2 separate regions of the Homo sapiens genome follow, and region 2 is linked to region 1. Evidence: chromatin loops called from intact Hi-C (ENCODE). Cell type or tissue: B cell. All regions are shown on one strand.

What was found. Peaks named below come from ENCODE experiments on the same cell type or tissue, not always from the same donor. Only the 100,000 strongest peaks of a DNase experiment are listed, where the experiment ranks them.
Region 2: it touches region 1 in a loop (12-fold over the local background); 3 of 110 quality-filtered maps call a loop at or near these places.

What each region holds. Positions count from the first base shown.
Region 1 is chr2:73,734,572-73,739,571 of GRCh38, reverse strand. It overlaps TPRKB (TP53RK binding protein), which reads left to right and starts at 2,227. Exons shown (of 5, transcript NM_016058.5): 1 at 2,227-2,270; 2 at 4,981-5,000. RefSeq lists enhancers at 1,786-1,845, 1,886-1,965. In B cell, no CTCF peak of the experiment used is centred here; a DNase peak (open chromatin) is centred at 2,051; H3K4me3 peaks cover 1,802 bases; H3K27ac peaks cover 1,591 bases.
Region 2 is chr2:73,209,911-73,214,910 of GRCh38, reverse strand. NOTO (notochord homeobox) reads right to left here. Exons shown (of 3, transcript NM_001134462.2): 3 at 2,398-4,140. The coding sequence ends at 3,982. It overlaps SMYD5 (SMYD family member 5), which reads right to left and starts at 666. Exons shown (of 13, transcript NM_006062.3): 1 at 549-666. The coding sequence starts at 644. RefSeq lists enhancers at 489-728, 516-810 and a silencer at 2,133-2,202. In B cell, CTCF peaks have their summits at 2,025 and 2,228 (motif pointing right); DNase peaks (open chromatin) are centred at 690 and 2,230; H3K4me3 peaks cover 1,811 bases; H3K27ac peaks cover 1,191 bases.

The DNA.
Region 1 (5,000 bases):
CTTCTCGTCCTGCCAGTAGTAAACTCTACCAGTATTATAGTGGCACAGTGAATATCAACAGAACCTGAGCCCTGGCTTACTGAGTGAGGATCTAACATCTGCCACATGGGAGGGAGGTAGACTTAATTGGCCTAAGGTGGCAAAACATCATGACAACTAATAAGATCTTGGTGGGCTGGCACCTTTGACCTATTATGTTCTTACCTGGATCACTGGATCCTGGACTAGGTTGATGCTCCAGACAGACCTGATCAACCTGTTTGTGATGTAGTCCTCCTGGGCCTAGTAAAATGTATTCTGGCTATGGCTCAACAATGTTGTACTGACATTGTGTCTGTGAAGGTGTTACATCGATCTGATAAGACAAACTTCCGCCTCCAGATACTAGGAGGTTGGTGGGCATATGAAACGGACTAGCTTTGCTAAAGGGTATAATCTGGGTTAAGGGCATAGACTGCAGGACAGTTCTCCAGGTGGCCTTGGACCAATTTAGTTCTCTCTCCTTTCTCACTTGTGGTTCTCTAGGATAACTGTAGAATGTGCTGGGAATGTAGCATCCTGTGATAGAGAGAGACTAACCAGACCAGCCAGGGCCCTGTTCCAGTGTCTCCCAGAAATAGAATGTCCTTCATATATATATGTATATATATATATATATATTTTTTTTAATTTTAATTTTTATTTATTTATTTTTTTTTGAGAGGGAGTTTCACTCTTGTTGCCCAGGCTGGAGTGCAATGGCGCGATCTCAGCTCATGGCAACCTCTGCCTCCCCAGATCACGTGATTCTCCTGCCTCAGTCTCTTGAGTAGCTGGCATTACAGGCATGAGCCACCATGCCTGGCTAATTTTTTATTTTTTAGTAGAGACGGGGTTTCTCCACGTTGGTCAAGCTGGTCTCGAACTCCCGACTTCAGGTGATCTGCCTGCCTCGGCCTCCCAAAGTGTTGGGATTACAGGCGTGAGCCACCGCACCTGGCCGAATGTTCTTCATGTTTTAGCCCAGTGTGTCATGCCTCCCCACCTCTTCCCCCTGCCCCTGCCCCCTGCAATTAGGCTGTTGCATTGCCACAAAGAAATACCTGAGACTGGGTAATTTATATAGAAACGAGGTTAAATTGGCTCATGTTTCTGCAGGCTGTACAGGAAGCATAGTACCACCATCTGTTTGGCCTCTGAGGAGGCCCCAGGGAGCTTTTACTATTGGCAGAAGGAGAAGAGAGAGCAGGCACATCACATGGTGAGAACTGGACCAAGAGACTGTGTTGGAGGGTGCCACACACTTCTAAATAACCACATCTTCCTGGCACTCACTCACTATTGCAAAGACACCAAGCCATGAGAGATCCACTTCCATGACCCAAACACCTCCCATCAGGTCCCACCTCCAAAAATGGGGACAATTCAACATGAGATTTGGCAGGGACATATATTCAATCCATCCCTGGACCCCCAAATCTCATGTCCTTCTGACATTGCAAAACATAATCATGCCTTCCCAATCACCTACCAAAATTTTAACTTGTTCCAGCATTAAACTCAAAAGTCCAAAGTGTCACAGGAGACATGGCCCAGAAAAAGAACTAATCCCAGCTCCTTGGGAGGCCAAGGCGGGTGGATCACGAGGTCAGGTGATCCAGACCATCCTAGCTAACACGGTGAAACCCCGTCTCTACTAAAAATACAAAAAATTAGCGGGGCGTGGTGGCGGGTGCCTGTAGTCCCAGCTGCTCGGGAGGCTGAGGCAGGAGAATGGCTTGAACCGGGACGCGGAGGTTGCAGTGAGCCGAGATTGCACCACAGCACTCCAGCCTGAGTAACAGAGCAAGACTCTGTCTCAAAAACCAAAGAAATCTCCAGCAGCGGAAATGTATGTAGAACTCATTTTGGTCAGTACTTTTCCTTGTACAGGAAGAAACTGAGGTCGCCCGGTGCAACGCCCAACACAGGTTAAGACAAAGCCGAGACTCAAAACCAGACCCCAGCTTCCGGTCCCAGCCCATAGATTCTTCCATTTCCTTCGCCGGAAGTGATATACAGCCCCTGTTCTCCTTCGCGTCCGTTGACGGGACCCAGGTTGGGGAGGCGGAAGAATGGGCGGGACCATGGGCGGAAGCACCCCTCCTACCAGGACCCGGAAACAGATGGCCACCCCGAGCCGGCCTATCCGGAAACTGGCTCGAAGAAGACGGGGATTGGCCATCGCTTCCGGAAGTTGTGAGCTTTGTTTCGGAGCGGGAGCTCTTCCGAGACGCACTGGGGGCCGGATGGTGAGTTTTCCTTGCGCTCTAACGGGCAGGCTCGGGAGCGGGAGGGTCCGGGCAGTTTTAGTAGTGTCTTTGGGACAACGGCTGCGGTTGGTATTTCTCAAGCGGCAACGAGGCCAGCCCCTGGGAATGCAGCACGAGAATGATAGAGTCAGGCTGTCCCCTCAAGAAATAGTTTAGTGAGGAGACATGCAGCGGATAGGCGCAGGATTCTTCAGAGTTGTGATTGGGCCCAAAAAGGAGCTAGTCCTCAGACTAAAAAGAGCCGTAGTGCCGGGGTTCTGGGCGCTGTAGTAAATGGACTCCAAATGGAGTTGAAGGGAGGGAGGAGTGCGTCAGGCGGAGATGAAAGGAGAGAGGGAACTACCTGTCCGATAGGGCAGAATCGGGGAGAAAGGTTGGTGACTTGAGCTTAGAGAAGGCCATTGCGGCGGTAGCAGAAGAGGAGAGGCAGGGACCAGATCGTAGAGTGTGGAACACCGTGACACAAAGTTGGGGCTTTATCATAAGAGCAGCAGAATGACAAGATCTGATGTACATTTTGAAAGGATCACTGTAACTGCTGGTGACGACTGGATTATAGGAGGGCAGGAATTGTGAGAAACCACTCAGAAGGCTACTGCTGTAGATGAGCGATGTGACCTAGCGTATGGGAGAGAAGTGGACGAATCAAAAGTATATTTAGCAGGTGAAAATTCAGGACTTTACGGATTAGATATAGGATTTGAGTGACAGGTTGGGTCTCAACGATGATTCCAAGTTTCTGACCTGAGTGAGTAAATTACGCTAAACAAGAACAAACTATTTTGAAGTTTTCTAAGGGTTCTTCCCCCCACTCAGTGTTAAAAAGCACGTTTTTTTCCTTTCTTATTATGTGTACTCATGTTTTGTGTGCTTACTGTAGAAAATTCAGAACATACATAACAAAATATTTTCTTTTATATAAAGGACAATAAAAATCACCTCATAACCTCACTACCCAAGATGGTCATATTTTAGTGTTTCTTTCATGTATTTTAAAAAAATATGTGTATCTTTTTATATAATTGGGATCCTACTGATTATGTCTTTCTGTATCCATTTTTTCCACCTTAGCATGACTAATGATTGAACTGTGTGCCAGGATATCGTTCACAAATATATTTTTTTCTGTTTGTAACAGAAAAAGTCAAATTAATTCTAAATAAGAGATAACATTAACTTTTTGGTGTATTTTCTTTTTAATATTTGTTTAAAAGCCTTTTAAAAAACCCACATTTTGGCCAGTTTGTGTTTTGTTTTCCATTCAGATGTTTTTACTTACTTAATGTTATTTATTGCCGTTTTTACACACCGTCAAGACCACATGTTTTAATGGTTGTTAAATAACAACTAATCCCATCATTAGCTAGATAGGTTATTTGCAACTTTTTACTGTTAAAATAATGAGAGGAACATCTTATATAATTATTGGATTCCTAATGACTTCCATCAGAAAGAGTTCTAGAAATATAATCTGCCAGGTAAAAGGATAAAATGAGTCTCAAATTGCCCCACCAAAATATTTTATTAAGAATTTGATAGAAATTGTTTTAAAGAAATTTTTGCAATACATAGTTTTTCCATTCAAAGATATGGTCATGTCTTTCTGGTTATTCAAGTTGTCTTTTATGTTTCTTTTATGTCTTTATATATAATAACCTATCCTTTTCTTGTTAAGCTTATGTCCAAGAAAGGAGCGACATTGATTATTTAATAATTGTACCCTCTCTGCTTAATTTCCATGCGTGGAATGAATATCTTTGGGTCAAGTGGGATACTTTATCCTTTTTTTTTATTTTTATACTTTAAGTTCTAGGGTACATGTGCACAACGTGCAGGTTTGTTACATCTGTATACATGTGCCATGTTTGTATGCTGCACCCATTAACTCATCGTTTACATTAGGTATATCTCCTAATGCTATCCCTTCCCCCTATTCTTTTTTTTTTTTGAGACGGAGTTTCACTCTTGTTGCCCAGGCTGGGGTGCAATGGTATGATCTCGGCTCACTGCAACCTCTGCCTCCCAGGTTCAAGCGATTCTTCTGCCTCAGCCTCCTGAGTAGCTGGGATTACAGGCATGCGCCACCATGCCTGGCTAATTTTTTTGGCATTTTTAGTAGAGACGGGGTTTCTCCATGTTGGTCAGGCTGGTCTCGAACTCCCAACCTCAGGTGATCTGCTCGCCTCGGCCTCCCAGAGTGCTGAGATTACAGGCATGAGCCACTGCACCCAGCCTACTTTATTCTTTAAAATTATTTTCTTCCTTAATATTTATGTCTAGGCCTTCCTAAAATATAAATAAAATGATGAGATCAGGAAGTTAAAAAGACTAAGATAGAGTAAGACTTCATTAATACCGTAAGCAACCTCTGGTTTAAAAAATTCCTGACATTCTGCTCCTACTTGTCTGCTGGGGAAGCAGCCCTTCAACCATGCACCTGAGCCTGCCTCATCTGAACAAACAGCAACCAGCTGGGCCCCTTGGCGTTTCCCTGGGGATGACAACAGAACAACTCAGAAGGGTTAGGAAGACAACATCTCATGAGGATGCCAAATGGGCTTTGGCGATGGATTTTTCTAGTTTAACACTTTTATCAAGTTACTTTCAAAGTTTTTGAATATTTATTAAGAAATGAGTTCTGATGTTAACTTTTAAATGAAATCTTTTGGTCTTTTCATTTTGTGTGCAGTAGAATCCTGCTTATCTGTG
Region 2 (5,000 bases), 520 kb after region 1:
TCTACAATGAACTTTTGGAACACAATAAAAACGACAAAATCACGTCACCTTCCTGCTAAAAACTCTCCCAATGCCCCCACGGCCTTTGGACTCTGGTCCAAATTCCTCAGCACTCCAAGGACCCTCGTGAAGGATCTTGGCCTCTCTCCTCATCCCCTCACCCAAATCTCACACATGAAGTTCGTGAGGACTCCCTCTTTTACACCTCAGTTCTCTCTGCCCGGCACATCCCCGCCCACCGTTCCAGGGATACAGCAGCAAAGCCCCCTAGCCCCGCCCCGAGCAGCCACAGAAGGGCCTCCCGCGGGCTGGCCGAATTCCGCTGGGAGGAAATGCGCACGGAGACTCCGGAGGCCCGGGTCTATCGCGTGACCGCGCCACGAGCCTGCGCGCAGGGACAGACTGGGAGCCCCCGGGCCGCGAGCAGGGGCAGGGCCGTAGCGTCCGAGCGGCACAGAAGCCTCTGGGCTCCGGGCATGGAGTCCGGCCGGGCTGTCTCCATGGCCGGACTGGGGAGAGGCTCCCGGCAGGACCCGCCCCGACCTCACCTTGGCGCTGCTCACGAAACGGACTTCCACGGAGACCCGCGCGCGGCCCGCCACGCCCACGCAGAAGGAGAACACGTCGCACATGGAGGCCGCCATCTTGGGCGCGCCTCCGCCTTATGACCCTTAACCCCGCCTCGACCTGAGAGGCCACACCCCCTTCTGGTCCCGCCCCCGGCGAGAGTGCCCCTGAGGCTGCGAGGTTTTGGGCTCCACCAAGTCTGAATTTAGGTTCCGTGGTTTGTTGACGGGAGTGTAACTGGGCCTGCCTTTGTGCTTTTACATCGGTGCCTTTTTGTGTCTGTACCTCTGTATCAGAGTCTGTGTGCGCGTACAGTTTTGATGTGTGTATCTTTGAGTCCGTTGCATGTTTTGTTGTGGTTTTTTTTTTTTGAGATAGTCTCACTCTGTCGCCCAGGCTGGTGTGCAGTGGCGCGATCTCGGCTCAGTGCAACCTCTGCCTCCCAGGTTCAAGTGATTCATTCTCCTGCCTCAGCCTCCCGAGTAGCTGGGCGTACAGGCGTGCGCCACTAAGCCCAGCTAATTTTTGTATTTTTAGGGGTTTCACCATGTTGGCCAGGCTGGTCTCGAACTCCTGACCTCAAGTGATCCGCCCGCCTCGACCTCCTAAAGTGTTGGGATTACAGGCGTGAGCCACCTCGCCCGGCCTCCGATGCATGTTTCTATGTATGTTGTCTCTGTCCACACAGTGGCCTGTCTTCACTGAGTAAAGCGCTCTTTGGACCCAGCCCTAGAGTGGGACAGCAGAAGGCCAACTTACTCCTATCCTGTCTAGCTCTCAGCCTGAAGGGAAGGACTAGCTTATACCCCGGAGCTCACTCACCCCACTTGAAGAGTCCAGGACAAGATTTCCTTTCTCGGTAATCCCTCTGGCAGCAGAACAGTCCTGCCAAAGGTCAGGGTGGACTTGTGCCTCTGTCAGATTCTTCAATGGCTTAGGGACCTTGCAACCGGGGGTAGCGGAGGAGTCCATAGGGGACCTCAGATCTGAGAACCTCTGAAACTGGATACAGAAGTGAGTGTGCATATGCACACACTGTCGTGAAAAGGGGGAGGGGCCTGTTCTCTCAGGACCCCAAGAAGCTGCAAACCACAGACCTATGGCATTTGTCCCCACAGCTAGGCCTGACTATCAAGCCTTGTTTTGTTTCCTTGTCCCCTGATTTTGTGAGTTTTGTTTGAGACAGGGTCTCGCTTTGTCGCCCATACTGGCATGGGGCGATCTCGGCTCACGGCAGCCTCCAGCTCCCGGGCTCAAGAACAGACTGGGCAACGTAGTGAGACCTTGTCTCTCCAAAAAATAGAAAAATTTGCCGGGCGTGGTGATGCGTGGGAGGATCACCTGAACCTGGGGAGGTCTAGACTGCAATGAGCCGTGATCAAGCCACAATTATCTATCAAATAATTATAGATAGATAGATAGTTGGCAGGGACAGAGAAAGGTTCTTGAAACTGACCCTGCCTCTCCTCAAGCTTGCAACCTGGTGTCAAGGAGCGAATAGTCCACGGACTTGGGGGAGATAGATAGTTGGCAGGGCCAGAGAAGAGGCTCTTGAAACCGACCCTGGGTCCCCTCAAGCCTGCAGCCCGGTGTCAGGGAGCGAATAGTCCACGTACTTGGGGGCAAACCTACCCGAGAGCAGCTGGGGGCCGTGCCCTCACTCACCACCAGGTGGCAGGGCAGGCTTCCTTCCATCCCTCAGCTCAGTCCCCAAGAGCCATTCTAGAATCTGAATGGTCTGTGCTACAGAAATCAGCTCTGCAAATCCTGGCAGCAGGCTTCTTTCAGAGAAATCGAGCACATTCTTGAGAAGAAAAAGGAGCCATGAGTCAGAGTCATGAAAGGGGGAAATTATAACTGTCCTGTGAAAACACAGCAGAGTTTATGACAAAATGCCAGCCTTGGCATACACAAATTATTCTATAAAAAGATGGGGCTTTGGGAGGCCAAGGCAGGAGAACCACTTGAAGCCTGGAATTCAAGACCAGCCTGGGCAACAAGTGGACGTTGTCTCTACAAAAAATGTTAAAAATTAGCCAGGCGTGGTGTCACGCGCCTGTAGTCCCAGCTGCTTAGGAGGCTAAGGTGGGAGGATCACTAGAGCCCAGGAGGTTGAGGCTGCCGTGAGCTATGATTGCACCACTGCACTCCAGTCTGGGTGACAGAGCGAGTCCTTGTCTTTGCTGCTGGGCCTGAGCTTCTTCTGAGAATGGTAACAGTTCAGACAAAACAAGAAAACGTTGGGAAACTTTGTGAAGTGGGCTAAACAGTCTACCTTCTCTTCTTTGCTCTCAACTCCTTCTGATGGTGAAGAGTCTTCTATGCCCAGATGCTTATTCAAAGAGGTTCCTTCTCCACAGCCAGGCCAGGAAAATATTAATTGCTGGTACAGGTATTACTCCCCCAGGTGAGGGGAGCTGTGATATTATGAAATATATATTTGGTCTTCATCTCGATTTCCTGGCATAGAACTCCTAAAATCCCTAGAATCTCTGAAGTGATGTCTTTTCATATGCTAATGAGTTGACTGATGACTGGTAGACCTTAAGACTCCATAAAAAACAAAAAGGGCAGGGTTGGGCCGGGTGGTGGCTCACACATGTAATCCCAGCACTTTGGGAGGCCGAGGTGGGTGGATCACAAGGTCAGCAGTTCAAGACCAGCCTGACCATATGATGAAACCCCGTCTCTACTAAAAATATAAAAATTAGCCAGGCATGGTGGCATGCGCCTATAGTCCCAGCTGCTCGGGAGGCTGAGGCAGGAGAATCGCTTGAACCCGGGAGGCGGAGGTGGCGGTGAGCCAAGATCGCGCCACTGCAGTCTGTCTCAAAAAAAAAAGAAAGGAGGGGCTGCCATGTGGAATGAGCCCTGAATCTGTGGGGTCAGACACTACCTGCAGGTAGATCATGTCAGAATTTGCTGAACTGGAGGTTGGAATGTGGGGTACACCCCTATACGTTTGGTCACAGAAGTGTTCTGTGTTGATTGTTGTGGGGTGACAGCAGAAGAAAAAAACTTTTTTTTTTCCAGTTGGTCTTCTCTACTCAGGGGCCTACAAGCCTTAACAGTAACCACACACTTTGCACTGTGCATGGCACATTATTGCTTTACAGACATCTTCTCACCCCTGGGTGATCTAAGTTATGAATGCACCCATTATACAGATAAAGAAAAAAGGCTCGGAAGTTCCATAGGTTGGCCAAGGACATAGCTGAAGGCCAGAGTCTGTGCCTCCAATCATTACATTATTCCAGTTTCCAGGAATCAGTATAGAAAAGGGGGTCCCTGCTTGACAGCTCAGATTCTTCTGGTTGAGGAGGCTTTTCGTTGAGGTGTGAGGCAGGGAGCTCCAGTGGGTACCCCCAGGAGGAACTAGTCCAGGCAGCCTGGCTAGGGCCTCTGTCCCAGTCTTCAGCCGTCCACTCCTGACTCGGCATCATCACTCTGGATACTGGCGATGGAGCTGCTGGAAGGCTCATCCAGGGAGGCAGCCTCGGCAGATGTAACTGCTGCCCTCAGCTTTTGCTGCTTCTGATACTTGACCCTGCGGTTCTGGAACCAGACTCTCACCTATAATTGGAGAGTGGGCAGAGATCAGAATGTGACCATCAGGTCCCACTGCTTCCTAATTCCTGGAGTGAACACCCCTCTCTGCCTGGCCAATATTTGCTCTTCCTTCTCAGGGAGGTACCTCCTCCAAAACACCCCTTTCTACAATTCCAGACACCATTCATTCATCTGAGTATTTACTGAGTTTCCAGTATGTGCTAAGCACCATCCTAGGTGATGCTGATACAGTGGTGAGCAACAGAGGCAAGCTGCCTGCCCTCGTGGAGCTCATGAGCTAGTGAAGAAACACTGGCAAGAAACATGTAAACAAACAAAGAGCTATGTAAACACAAAAGGGGGTACAAACAGGGGTTTGGGCAGAGGAGGCCTCCCTAAGGAGCCAGCATTAAAGCTGAGGCTCAAAGAGAGAGAGGCCCACCTGATGGGGACAGAGAAGAGCAGGTCTGCAGGGCAGGGAACAACCTGTAGGAAGGCTCTGAAATGGAACCAAGCTTGGAGTGTTTGAGGACCAGGAAGGAGGAGAGCACGGATGACAGTGAGAGGAGAAAGTCAAGGGAGGGAAATGGGAGAGGTCAGCGGGTGCCAGATCACCCAGGACCTGGAAGGCCATAGATAAGGAATGTCACCCATGAGGCTTTTACGTGGGCCCACATAATCCTATTTACATCTGAAGTGCACTGTGCACCTAGCTGCTGTGTGAAGCATGGATGGCAGCAGAAGCAGGAAGACAGGAGGGAGGCTACTGCAGCGGCCCCGGGAGAGCTGGGGCGTACATTAGGGGTGACAGAGAGAAGTGAAGCCACTCCAGCTGTATTTTGGAGGTAGAGATGACAAGGCTCAATGATGGTTGGAAGCGGAGG